Regions from separate parts of the Homo sapiens genome. Here all the other regions are linked to region 2. A link is a contact called in ENCODE Hi-C or POLR2A ChIA-PET data. All regions are on one chromosome and are shown on one strand. The core of a region is the stretch at or near the end of the contact, and the rest is flanking DNA. Distances in the headings are between cores, read along the strand shown. Region 1 has its middle 42 kb from the start of RDUR. Region 2 holds the start of RDUR (RIG-I dependent antiviral response regulator RNA). Region 3 overlaps RDUR (RIG-I dependent antiviral response regulator RNA).

The links. A loop is a pair of places that touch in the nucleus more often than their neighbours do. ChIA-PET counts read pairs that join two places held with the same protein, here RNA polymerase II (POLR2A). Pooled maps may share reads with other maps.
Region 1: a map of OCI-LY7 shows a loop between it and region 2 (6-fold over the local background). The contact joins the enhancer-like site here to the promoter of RDUR in region 2. A Hi-C loop is called at or near these places in 7 of 168 maps with a recorded cell type or tissue (B cell, CD14-positive monocyte, GM12878 and 3 more), 29 of 37 single-sample maps with no recorded cell type and 13 of 50 pooled maps. POLR2A ChIA-PET finds 5 or more read pairs at or near these places in 11 of 52 experiments (B cell, CD8-positive, alpha-beta memory T cell, GM10248 and 8 more).
Region 3: a loop to region 2 is called in a map of GM12878, with 3 times the contacts of the local background. The contact joins the enhancer-like site here to the promoter of RDUR in region 2. A Hi-C loop is called at or near these places in 8 of 168 maps with a recorded cell type or tissue (CD4-positive, alpha-beta T cell, GM12878, GM13976 and 5 more), 37 of 37 single-sample maps with no recorded cell type and 17 of 50 pooled maps. POLR2A ChIA-PET finds 5 or more read pairs at or near these places in 9 of 52 experiments (GM12878, HCT116, HEK293 and 6 more).

What each region holds. Positions count from the first base shown.
Region 1 is chr3:101,897,263-101,900,534 of GRCh38, reverse strand. No RefSeq gene overlaps it. Among named protein-coding and RNA genes, the nearest start is that of RDUR, 42 kb to the left of the region's middle. Within about 2 kb of position 1,679, at least 3 of the 41 ENCODE cell types and tissues checked have a DNase peak (open chromatin) inside an H3K27ac peak, as active enhancers do; they include B cell, CD14-positive monocyte and OCI-LY7, where a contact is called at or near this core.
Region 2 is chr3:101,939,196-101,942,841 of GRCh38, reverse strand. It overlaps RDUR (RIG-I dependent antiviral response regulator RNA), which reads right to left and starts at 1,983. Exons shown (of 4, transcript NR_026934.1): 1 at 1,817-1,983.
Region 3 is chr3:101,987,503-101,991,082 of GRCh38, reverse strand. All of the region lies in intron 2 of RDUR (RIG-I dependent antiviral response regulator RNA), which reads right to left. Among named protein-coding and RNA genes, the nearest start is that of RDUR, 48 kb to the right of the region's middle. RefSeq lists an enhancer at 3,124-3,173. Within about 2 kb of position 2,267, at least 3 of the 41 ENCODE cell types and tissues checked have a DNase peak (open chromatin) inside an H3K27ac peak, as active enhancers do; they include GM12878 and mammary epithelial cell, where a contact is called at or near this core.

The DNA of each region.
Region 1 (3,272 bases), core at 430-2,929, 42 kb after region 2:
TGGGTCTGGACATTCCCCTCATTTGAGTCATTCTCCTGTGTTAGACAACAAAGTTGAGTGCACGGTTTGTAGGAGACCATAGTTAATAACATTGGTGTGATCTGGGGGCAGGAATGAAGGACCTACCTGCATCTCTTATTAGCCTTTCTGTCAGGGAAAGACCTCAGCAAAATTTTGATGTAGACAAAGGCTTTCCAATCTTTCCTTCCTTTTCAGCTCTTCTTGTTTCAGACACCGTATGCCCTCAGCCTCTCCCCTCTCCTTTCGTTTTCTCCCAGAAACTAGCTTCTGAATCTTATACTAAAATGGAACAAACTGGCTAATAGCCTAAAATAAGCCAAAATGTTTGTATATTACTAAAATCTTAAACTTGGTGAAATCTTTTGTTTGGGCCAGCAGTGAGTTAAAATGTTACAGGACCTCACCCTTAATGCTGAAACTGCCCCCTTCTAGCAAACAGTTGTCACATTGAAAGACAGGACAGGAAAGCATCGAGGGAGACCCCAACCTGCCAAGGACAAACCTGGATAGCTGGGGAATGGCCCCATGCCACAGCAGGGAAAGCAGGCACTAAGGTGAATGCCTGGAAATGAGGGATGACAGGGATTCTGGAGGCCCTTGAAGAAGGATTCTAAAAGAATATGTCTAACCAAAGCTGGGAAATGAAGATCAGTGTCTTCTCCCTGTAACTTTTGTCTTGAATGAGTTCTAGAGATGAAAGAATATGAGACCCTAAAAAACAACCCTTCTGTTCACCTTTACCCCTCAAGTACTGTCTCAGGCCTTTCCTTCTGGTCTCAAAGCTCTTTTAGGAGATGGAGTTCCCCATACAGTCCAAATAATATGTCAATTGCTTCTATATCACTACTCCTCTCAATAATTCATTTTAATACGTATAGCCAAGACACAGTTATATGAGTTAATATATGTAAGACAGGAAAAGGGTTGCTGGTATATAATAAGGTATATGCTATATGCATATTAGCTATGATTTTTATCATTATTATGCCACAGCCCTGATTGTGAGGGATATTTGTCAAAGCCAGAGTAGAAAGATACCCCAGTTATAGCTGCTAGGTCAGCACCATAAAAGAGAGGAACCCAGTACATATCCATAAAGGAAGATGCAATCATCCTGTTCTTTATAATGACTTAAGATAGCAGGATGGATAATATCTTTCCAGAGACAGACTTCCCCAAGGATGCCAGTCTTGCTGCCTTGTATCAGTCAACTGAACCTATTCTTACTTGGGGTTACCTCTGCCCAGCACCACAGATACATGTAGGATCTGAATGTGGAAGATCTCCAGCTCTGGTAATATTCCTCTGAGATATTTCTTGTAAGAAATTCATCTGTAAAGCAAATATAAGGGAAAGTCCTGTGATACTTGAAGGATCGTCTCTCTTGACTCCTGTCAGCATCCTTCAAAGTGACCAGCTAGATTGATTTCATAACACCCAGTCCCAGCAACAGCAGTTCTGCTTCCGGGGGAAGGCCAACTTCCAAAAATCACAATAGAACCGTTGATGTAGGGTAATTTAGTGCTAAACGGACCCAGCAGGGTGGGTTTTTTTTTTCTTAAAAGGGAAGAGTGCAGTAAAGATAGTTTGGTTTGGGGCCTGACCTAAATCTTTCACTTCCTCTTACAGGAGAGAAGCAGATGTTAACTACAGGGTTGGGGAGGGAATGGGGAAGAAGAAGAGAACAAAATAAAATTGTGGTTCAAATTATTGTTAACACGTCAGTCTGATGATGCTCATTCTCTCATGTAAGCATTTAGAAATTCAACACAGAGACCATCTTCATTTTTGTTCATAAATTATTTATGCCTACTTCACCTTTTCTTTAAAGGCACAAATAAAATAAAATAAAAGTGAAGCCAGCAAAAGACAAGCCATCTTTTCAACACATGGTGCTGCAATAATTAGATATACAGAAAGACAAAGATGAATCCAAACCCTTATCTCACATCATACACAAAAAATTAATTCAAAACGAATCAACATTCATTGGAATTTATCAAATTTTTTTAAGTTTTGCACTTCAAAAGATACCATTAACAAAATAAAAAGGTAAATCACATACTGGGAGAAAAATACTTGTAAGTCATGTATCTGGTAAGGGACTTGTATCCAGAATATATAAAGAACTCTTACAATTTAATAGTAAGAAGAAAACTCAATTTTTAAAGTGGGCAAAACATTTGAATAAACATTTTACTAAAGAAGATATCTGAATGACCAATAAGCACAAGAAAAGATGCTTAACATCATTTGTTACTAGGGAAATGCAAATTCTTTTTTTTTTCTTTTTTTTGAGACAGGGTCTTACTCTGTCACCCAGACTGTAGTGCAGTGACACAATCACGGCTCACTCCAGCCTCAACTGGAGTCAAACGATCCTGCCACCTCAGCCTCCTGAGTAGCTGGAACCACAGGTGTGTGCCACCTTGCCTGGCTAATTTTTGTATTTTTTGTAGAGACAGGGTTTCACCACATTGCCCAGGCTGGTCTCAAGCTCCTGAGCTCAAATGATCTGCCTGCCTCAGCCACCCAAGATGCTAGGATTACATGCATGAGCTACTGTACCCAGCTGGGAAATGCAAGTTAAAGCCAAGGTAAGATACCACTGCACACCCATTAAAATGGCTATAATCCAAAAGGCAGGCAATAGCAAGTGTTGGTACAGACATAGAGAAACTGGAACCTTCATACATCGTTGCAGGATATGTAAAATGGTACAGCTACTTTGGAAAACAGTTTAAAAGTTAAACATAAATTAACCATAAGATCCAGCAATTCTTCTTCTAGGTATCTACTCAAGAGAAATAAAAATGTGCATCCACACAAAAACTTGTATGTGAATGCTCATAGAAGATTACTCATAATAGCTGATATGGTTTGGCTCTGTGTCCCTTCTCAAATCTCATGTCGAATTGTAATCCCACAGGTCAGGAGAGGGACCTGGTGGGAGGTAATTAGATCATGGGAGCAGATTTTCCCCATGCTGTTCTCATGATAGTGAGTGAGTTCTCATGAGAGCTGATGGTTTAAAAGTGTGGCACTCCCCACCTTAACTTTTTCCTGCCACCATGTAAGACATGCCTTACTTCCCTTTTGCTTTCCGCCATGATTGTAAGTTTCCTGAGGCCTCCCCAGCCATGTGGTACTGTGAGTCAATTAAACCTCTTTTCTTTATAAATTACCCAGTCTCAGGTGGTTATTTTTAGCAGTGTGAAAATGGACTAATACTATAGCCAAAACCTGAAAAA
Region 2 (3,646 bases), core at 734-3,233:
CAGATCAGTTAAATTATCACTGCAGTTTATGAGACCAGATACTTTTTGTTACAAATACATACTTATGCTTAATTCTCTAAACACAGTGAATTCTTCCATAACACAAAATAAGCCCAAATTCTGAGGTTTTTTTAATGTTGTAAAGTTATACTGCATTTAACTTTTTTATGTGAATAGTTTCAAATTACATTTTCAACTGGGAGCATGGATCAGTGGTTAAAAACAGGAAGTTTGATGAGCAAACTTGAAACCAGTGAAAATACAGAAGATAATGAGGGAAATTCAGAAAAATCTGAAATCGGCGACAGATGTGACAGTTATGGAGCAGTTCCTAAGTTTTCCCACATGAACCTGGTAGTGGAAAGCAAGATTGCAATATCCTGCCAAACATGCCAAACAAGCAGTAAATCAGCAGAAGGCAATCATAGGCTGTTCTCACATGCTGATTGAAAGTGATTTTCTTAGTATTTTGGATATTTAATAAAAGTTTTGTGACTCTCGTTAATCCTGGAATAATAATTGTATGAGACCACGATGCTAGCAGAATTATTTAAAAACCAATCATGCAAATTTTAACAAAGAGCACCAGAATTCAATGAAAAGCCCAGTTTAAGAGGCCAAAAAGAAATTTCTTGAAGTTTTCCTCAAAGATAATTTCTGAATCTTCTTAGAAAGAGAAGCCTATATACTTGTAGAAACTAAAGTGAAATAGAGAAAGGAAAGCTTTAAAGGCATCATTTCAAATAATTCATTTTTAGAGTTCAAAAAGCATCAACAACTGTTTAGGAGAATAAAGTTAACCAGATTTTTTTTATCTTGCATTTAAATTAAAACATCAATATTAATTTAACCTTTTTCTTGGTCTTTGCTTGCTAAACTTATAATGGTGTATTTGATGATAAAATGATGAGTAAACAAATTTTCCCTGAGTTATGGGTATATATTCAATCTCAGACACACAAAGCTGTTGGAGGGATGACGATCACAGCCCAAGCCCTCACAAAACCTGAATGCCAAGCAACTTAAGCAGAATTCACCAAAACCACACCATCTCAGAGATTGCCTTCTGATTTTCAAAGTGTGTCTAATGGAGCAGTAAATGCTCTATGTTATGCTTAAAAATGTGTTTTGAATACTATTCTTTTTAGACAAGTTTATAATGAAATGAAACTTTGTCAACCATATAGATGTGTGCTGTCTTAACCAGAAGAAACGACTGGTCAGGGTTAAACTGCTATTTTTCATCTTAAAGAACTTTTTTAATCGGACTTAATTTGGCTACTCAAAGGCCTTCTTGGATGATATCCAAGTTCTTACTTATGATTTAAGTTTGTGAAATAAGTGGCTTATGTAAGGGTAAGATATGACTACAAACCGTCCAAGATTTGTGTTAGTTCGACTTAACAATGGTGTGAAAGCAACATGCGTTCAGTAGAAACCATACTTCAATGATTGCATACCTATGCAATCATTCTGTTTTTCACTTTCAGTGCAGTAGTCAATAAAGTACATGTAATATTCAATACTTTATTATAAAATAGGCTTTGTGTTAGATTATTTTGCCCAACTGTAGGCTAATGTAAGTGTTCAGAGCATGAGTAAGGTAGGCCAGGCTAATCGATAATGTTCAGTCAGTTAGGTGTATTAAATGCATTTTGAACTCATGGTATTTCAAGTTTGCTATGGGTTTATCGGGACTTAACTCCTTCATAAGTTGAGGCACATCTGTATTATTAAATCCTAGTCAAGCCAAGCCAACACCATCAGTCCCAGCAACACTGAGTGACCTGCCCCAGGCATTTTCTGAGGTGCTTACCTTACTCTTATATCCCACCTTGAAAGAATCAGACTCTGAGAAGTCTTGTCACAAACCTGTGGTCCATCAATTAACAAGCTTTTATTGAGCACCATTCTGTACTCAGCACTTACATTCACGAAACCTTAAACTCCTCTGTGTACTTAGTCTGTTTTATCTCTGCTTCTGTCAGAATGAGTGCCGTTACATGAGGGATCCCAGGATCCCACCAGCTTGCCTGACATATCGGGTTTCAGGGCGCCGCTGTGATGACTTACAGCCCAGTCTTTTCAGTACATTGTCATTTCCTCTCTTTACCACATCTCATTCTTTCCAGGGCATTTCCTCTATTTTCAAATACAGGGCAGTTTGCCAACATATCTTCTGTTTTGGAATAGTAATCATTACACTATGCCGAGAATTTAAAAAGCATTAGAATGGAGACTGCTTTTAAATCCCCCTCACTCTGTCAGCATAATCCTAGGTATTGCTGCTTCTCTTGGGACACGTACTTATTTCTATTTCTTACTTTTCTGACCGAATTCCAATAATTACCTCATAACCCAAGGAAGCTGCCCTTTTTTCTTATTATTCCTCTTATCTTTTCTCTTTCTCTTCTCATAAACAGTGGTTCTGTTGTCTATAAGACTTTCACTTTCAAGCATAGGTCTGTATATCAAAGTTAAACTATTTTAATTGAACCAAAAGGTTTTCAGGGCCTGCAAGACTAGCTACTTAAAAATATAGATATATTAATTAGACACAGGCTCAAAACCTTATTGTATCATGAAGGGAGGAATGGGTAAGTGTGAACAAGTAAATAAATAACCACTAAAATGAGAACTAAGGTGAACATGAGAGGTGCAAAGTCTTTTGGGGGCCAAAGCAGAGAGAAATCCCATATGTTTAAAGAATCAGGGAAAGCATCATGGTAGAAATAGATTTCAAAGATTGAGACTGCATCGTTGTCAATCCTAGACCCAGGAGGAAAGTTAATAGAATAGAAAAGTAAGGACATGTTGAAGGAACAGTGAATGGTACCACTTGGCCAAAATAGACCTCACATGTAAGAAAGTCATGGCACATATGTCTCTAAGATAACTTGGTCCACATGTTTTCCTACTTCATTTTCTTGGAAATGATGAATAAGTGAAGTCTTCTGAGCAGAAGGGTGTCCTAATCAGAGCACACATGAGGAAGAAAAACCAACCAGCAGTGAATGCGGTGAATCCAAATGTCTGAAGCAGGAGCAAGAGCCATGTCGGGAGCCGCAACAATTGTCCAGACAAGAAGCAACACAGTCCTGAACTGAGCAGGCCACAACGGAAGGAAGAAAGGAGAAAAAAAACGTGGAATGAGCATCTGCATTTCAGGAACTGCATGAGGTCCTTGATGCATATTATTCCATTTAATGGAAAAGAAAAGTGAGTATGAGAGGCATAACCACGATTAGGGAAAAGAATGAGATCAGTATTTATTTAGGACTCCACATAAAATGTGCAGCTCTCATCCAATCCTCTCAATTGGCTAGGTAGGGAATGTTATATTCCCTGCTTTATACATAAGGATATCAAGACTCTGGTGAGCTTAACTAACTGGCTCAAGACCAAAAGGGTAGTAAGTAGCAAAACCATGATCTGAACTCAGACTTATCTGACAGCAAAATAGATGCTCTTCCCACCCTGTGTACCACAAAGCCTATAGAATCTTCCTTACTCCATAATTTAGTAGGCACAGGGTGTGAGAAGTAAGGACGAATAAAAAATTACTTGTGAGTTGTGAAAGATGATTCATTAATAGTGGTGTCATTTATAAAAACAAAATAGAGACAATCAGTTGGAGTTTGGAGTT
Region 3 (3,580 bases), core at 1,018-3,517, 48 kb before region 2:
TGTATTGGGCCTAATTTATTTCTGTCTCCCACAGTGTTTAGAGGAGTGTGTATTAAATAATTAAATAATGCATGAATGAGCAAAAATGCACATGCCTAAAGCCAACACCTGTGGGAGTATAACACTGAAAGTAAGAGAAGATCAAGTTCAGAAAAGGTGTGATTAGCATCAGAAGAAGGCAGTGAAAAGCAATGCACACCAGCCTCTGAGGATGTGATAATTCCAAAGACAAATGATACAAAAAGCAAGAGTCTCCAGGATGCTGAGAGACTTGTGATTACTGTGCCCTGGGATGTTTTCAGGTTTCCCGCTTTCCATCAGGTAAAGCTTCCCAGTAATAATGCAGCCTGACCAGAACCCAAAATAGGATGGAATTTGGATAGCTGAGGAGAAAGTAGAAAATTCTACAAGGAATTCTTTAGAAAAGAAATAAATTTAACATGTTTGAGGGTAGAAGTGATCAGACTTACCAATAAATAAATAAGATGTCATGCTAGAGAGTGTATCCATTCATTTGTTCAACAAATATTTATAAATATTTACATAAATATTGAGCATATGCCTTGTGCCAGTTATGGTTCTGGGAACTGGGGAGACAGCAGTGAACAAAACAGACAAAATTCCTGCCTTGATGGAGCTTTCATTCTACTTGGGGGGAGACAAAACAAAAGAAAAATATAGAATGTGTCAGGTAGGAATAACTGGTATGGAGAAAAATAAATCAAGGAAGGGAGAAATGCCTGTCAGGAAAGGCCTTAGTGTGGGTTTAAGGAATGGAAAAACTAACTTATACATGTTCTCACAGCCCTGTATCTCTTCAGCTGTCTCTCCTTTGTCTAATTCAAATCCACCCTGCAGTGGCATAATCCCATTTTTACTCCTCACCTTCCCATTTCATGTGTGATAAGTACAACAGAGACCACGTATTTATCCGAAATTTGTACCAGGCTGCTTAACCCAGGTCTCTGACTGGGTTGCACCAAGTCTCTAAATTTGCACCAGGTCTCTGACTTCAATCATTGCCTCCAACTTTGATGGAGCACTGAGCCAGCTCAATATGAAACTTGAGAAATCCATATGTGTGTGGTGACAGACGCCTTTATAACACGCTCCATCTCCTTCTTATCGAGCCTACCTCTCTGTAGGCCACTCAGGATCCATGGTCTCCCCTTTAGGCTATGGAAAGCAATAAATGGTTTCATAGTAGAAATAATGTTTGGAGAGTCTCTATCTAGCAGTAGGAAGATAAGGTAAGAGGTTATTACTTGAGAATGTGAGGTTTTAAAGGTGACAGTAAAAAGGGGAAGGAAGATAAAACAAAGTAAGTAAAGAACTATTTCAAGGAAATTGTATAGGATGAGGTAATGAATGTTTTTAGGGACTTAAACTATTTCAGTATTACACAGATAAAACTGGGAGAAACTTAGGGAGGTTTTAAAGGAAGATAAATTCAGGCTTGGACACAATGATTTCTGAATGAGTTCATAATAATGAAGGCATCTAAGAAGGCAGCTAAAAATAGTGTTTGAACGCAGGTGAAAATTGGGGGCTGGAGAAATAGAGGCAAGCATTATCTACAGAGAAGTAGGAGTTGGGATCATAAACTAAACCTATTCTCCAGGGAAAAAAGAAAGCATAGAAAGATAGTAACATAATACTTAGGGCCAGCTTAAGAAGCTCCTTCAGAGGCTGCATGACCTTGTAGCAATATTTTAAGCAGCACTCAAAGCTTCTAGCATAGGCATCTTGGTATGGTGAAAGGAGCCAACTCATAGCACGTACTTTCTCCTGTGTGCAGAAATTTAAAAACTAAATAAGTTTTCATGTCTTGTTCTGTTTTCATCCATATGTTTATTGTACTTCACGCTTCCCTGCTGAGGTGATTTTTTATTTTTCTGTTTGGCCCTCCTCCATCACTTCAAACTACAATGCTCCCCCATTTCTGAAACTCCCACAACCCTGTTTAGCCTTCCACCTATGACAATGGTCAGTCTCCCACAGGCCTTTGGTTGATTTCTCTCTCTCACCTTTTTTTTTTTTTTTTTTTTTTGTAGTCAGTCTCACTATGTTACCCAGTATGGTCTCAAACTCCTAAGCTCAGGCAATCATCCCACCTTGGCCTCCCAAAGCACTGGGATTACAGGCATGAGCGACCACACCCAGCCAACTTTGGTTGATTTCTAAATGCCCTTCCTGGCTCACATTTTCCTGTGATGAAACTGAAACTTGTTATTACTGATGACAAGCAACTGACTCTTTACCAATGAATACAGCCAAAAAGCTGTGAGACACTATCTCTGGGTCAGGCTTGATCTCTGCAAGCGCAGTTGTCGGGGCTGGGAGAAAATACTATCTCCTCAGAAGCATCAACATCACCACTTCAACACTAGAGACAAAAAGGGTACCACTATGAGAACACCACCCTTTGAAAAATGACCCACCTTGGCACCTGTGCTCAACTAGGAGTCAAAACCAGACTCTTACTTTAGTCGCTAGCCAGACAACACTCTAAGTCTCTAGAAACTACAGCATCATGTACAATAAATTACCTTTTTCCTTATGGGACCCATTTCTGTGTTTCTGGGTATGTGTGTGTGTGTGTGTGCGTGCACATGTGTGTGTGTTTAACTTAAGGATTCTTTAATTTTTCTCAACTCAGAGGCTGTGTAGATATACTATCTCATCTAGTTTATAGTTTATTGCTGCCTATCTATCTCAACATATAAAATATGTTCATGCTGTGTTTTAGAACATTAATTATTTTCTCCTCTAGGGAAGCAAACAGTCTTGAACACAGGGAACTTCAACAAACATTCAAGCATTCAATAACTGGCCAGTGTATAAAGTACTTAAAATTTTTAAAATATTCAAAAATATTTTTAAATGTTAACTGAGAAATTTTTTAATTAAACTAACTGAGCACACACTTCTGCATTTCAAGTCCAGAATGAATATATGGCTTGTTCAGCCCACTTCTGCCTTCTCATGAACAGCAAAATCTAGACAAAAGTCATGACTAAATGACTCTTCTGTGGTTACTCTGGCTTCACAGCCAGAAGAAAAGTCAATTGCTATGTAACCACAGGGCTTATCTGTTTGTTCATTAAAAGTGCTGTAAATAACAGTTTCTGTGATAGTAGTTTTAATTAACAAAAATTAACAAATTAATTTTAATTTTAATTTGCTGTGGCTCACTCCTGTAATCCCAGCACTTTGGGAAGCTGAGGTGAGCAGATCACTTGAGGTCAGGAGTCCAAGACCAGCCTGACCAACATGGTGAGAAACCTCGTTCCTACTAAAAATACAAAAATTAGCCAGGCGTGGTGGCACATGCTTGTAATCCCAGCTACTTGGGAGGCTGAGGCAAGAGAATTGCTTGAACCCAAGAGGCGGAGTTTGCAGTGAACCGAGGTTGTGCCACTGCACTCCAGCCTGGGCAACAGAGCGAGACTCTGTCTCAAAAAAAAAATTAATTAAAAAAATTCACAGCATTTAGTTAACAAAATCCAAATTGAATAGACCATGTAAATATCTGATCAGTCTTTTGGCAATTTGCATATAATACACAAACTAATCATGA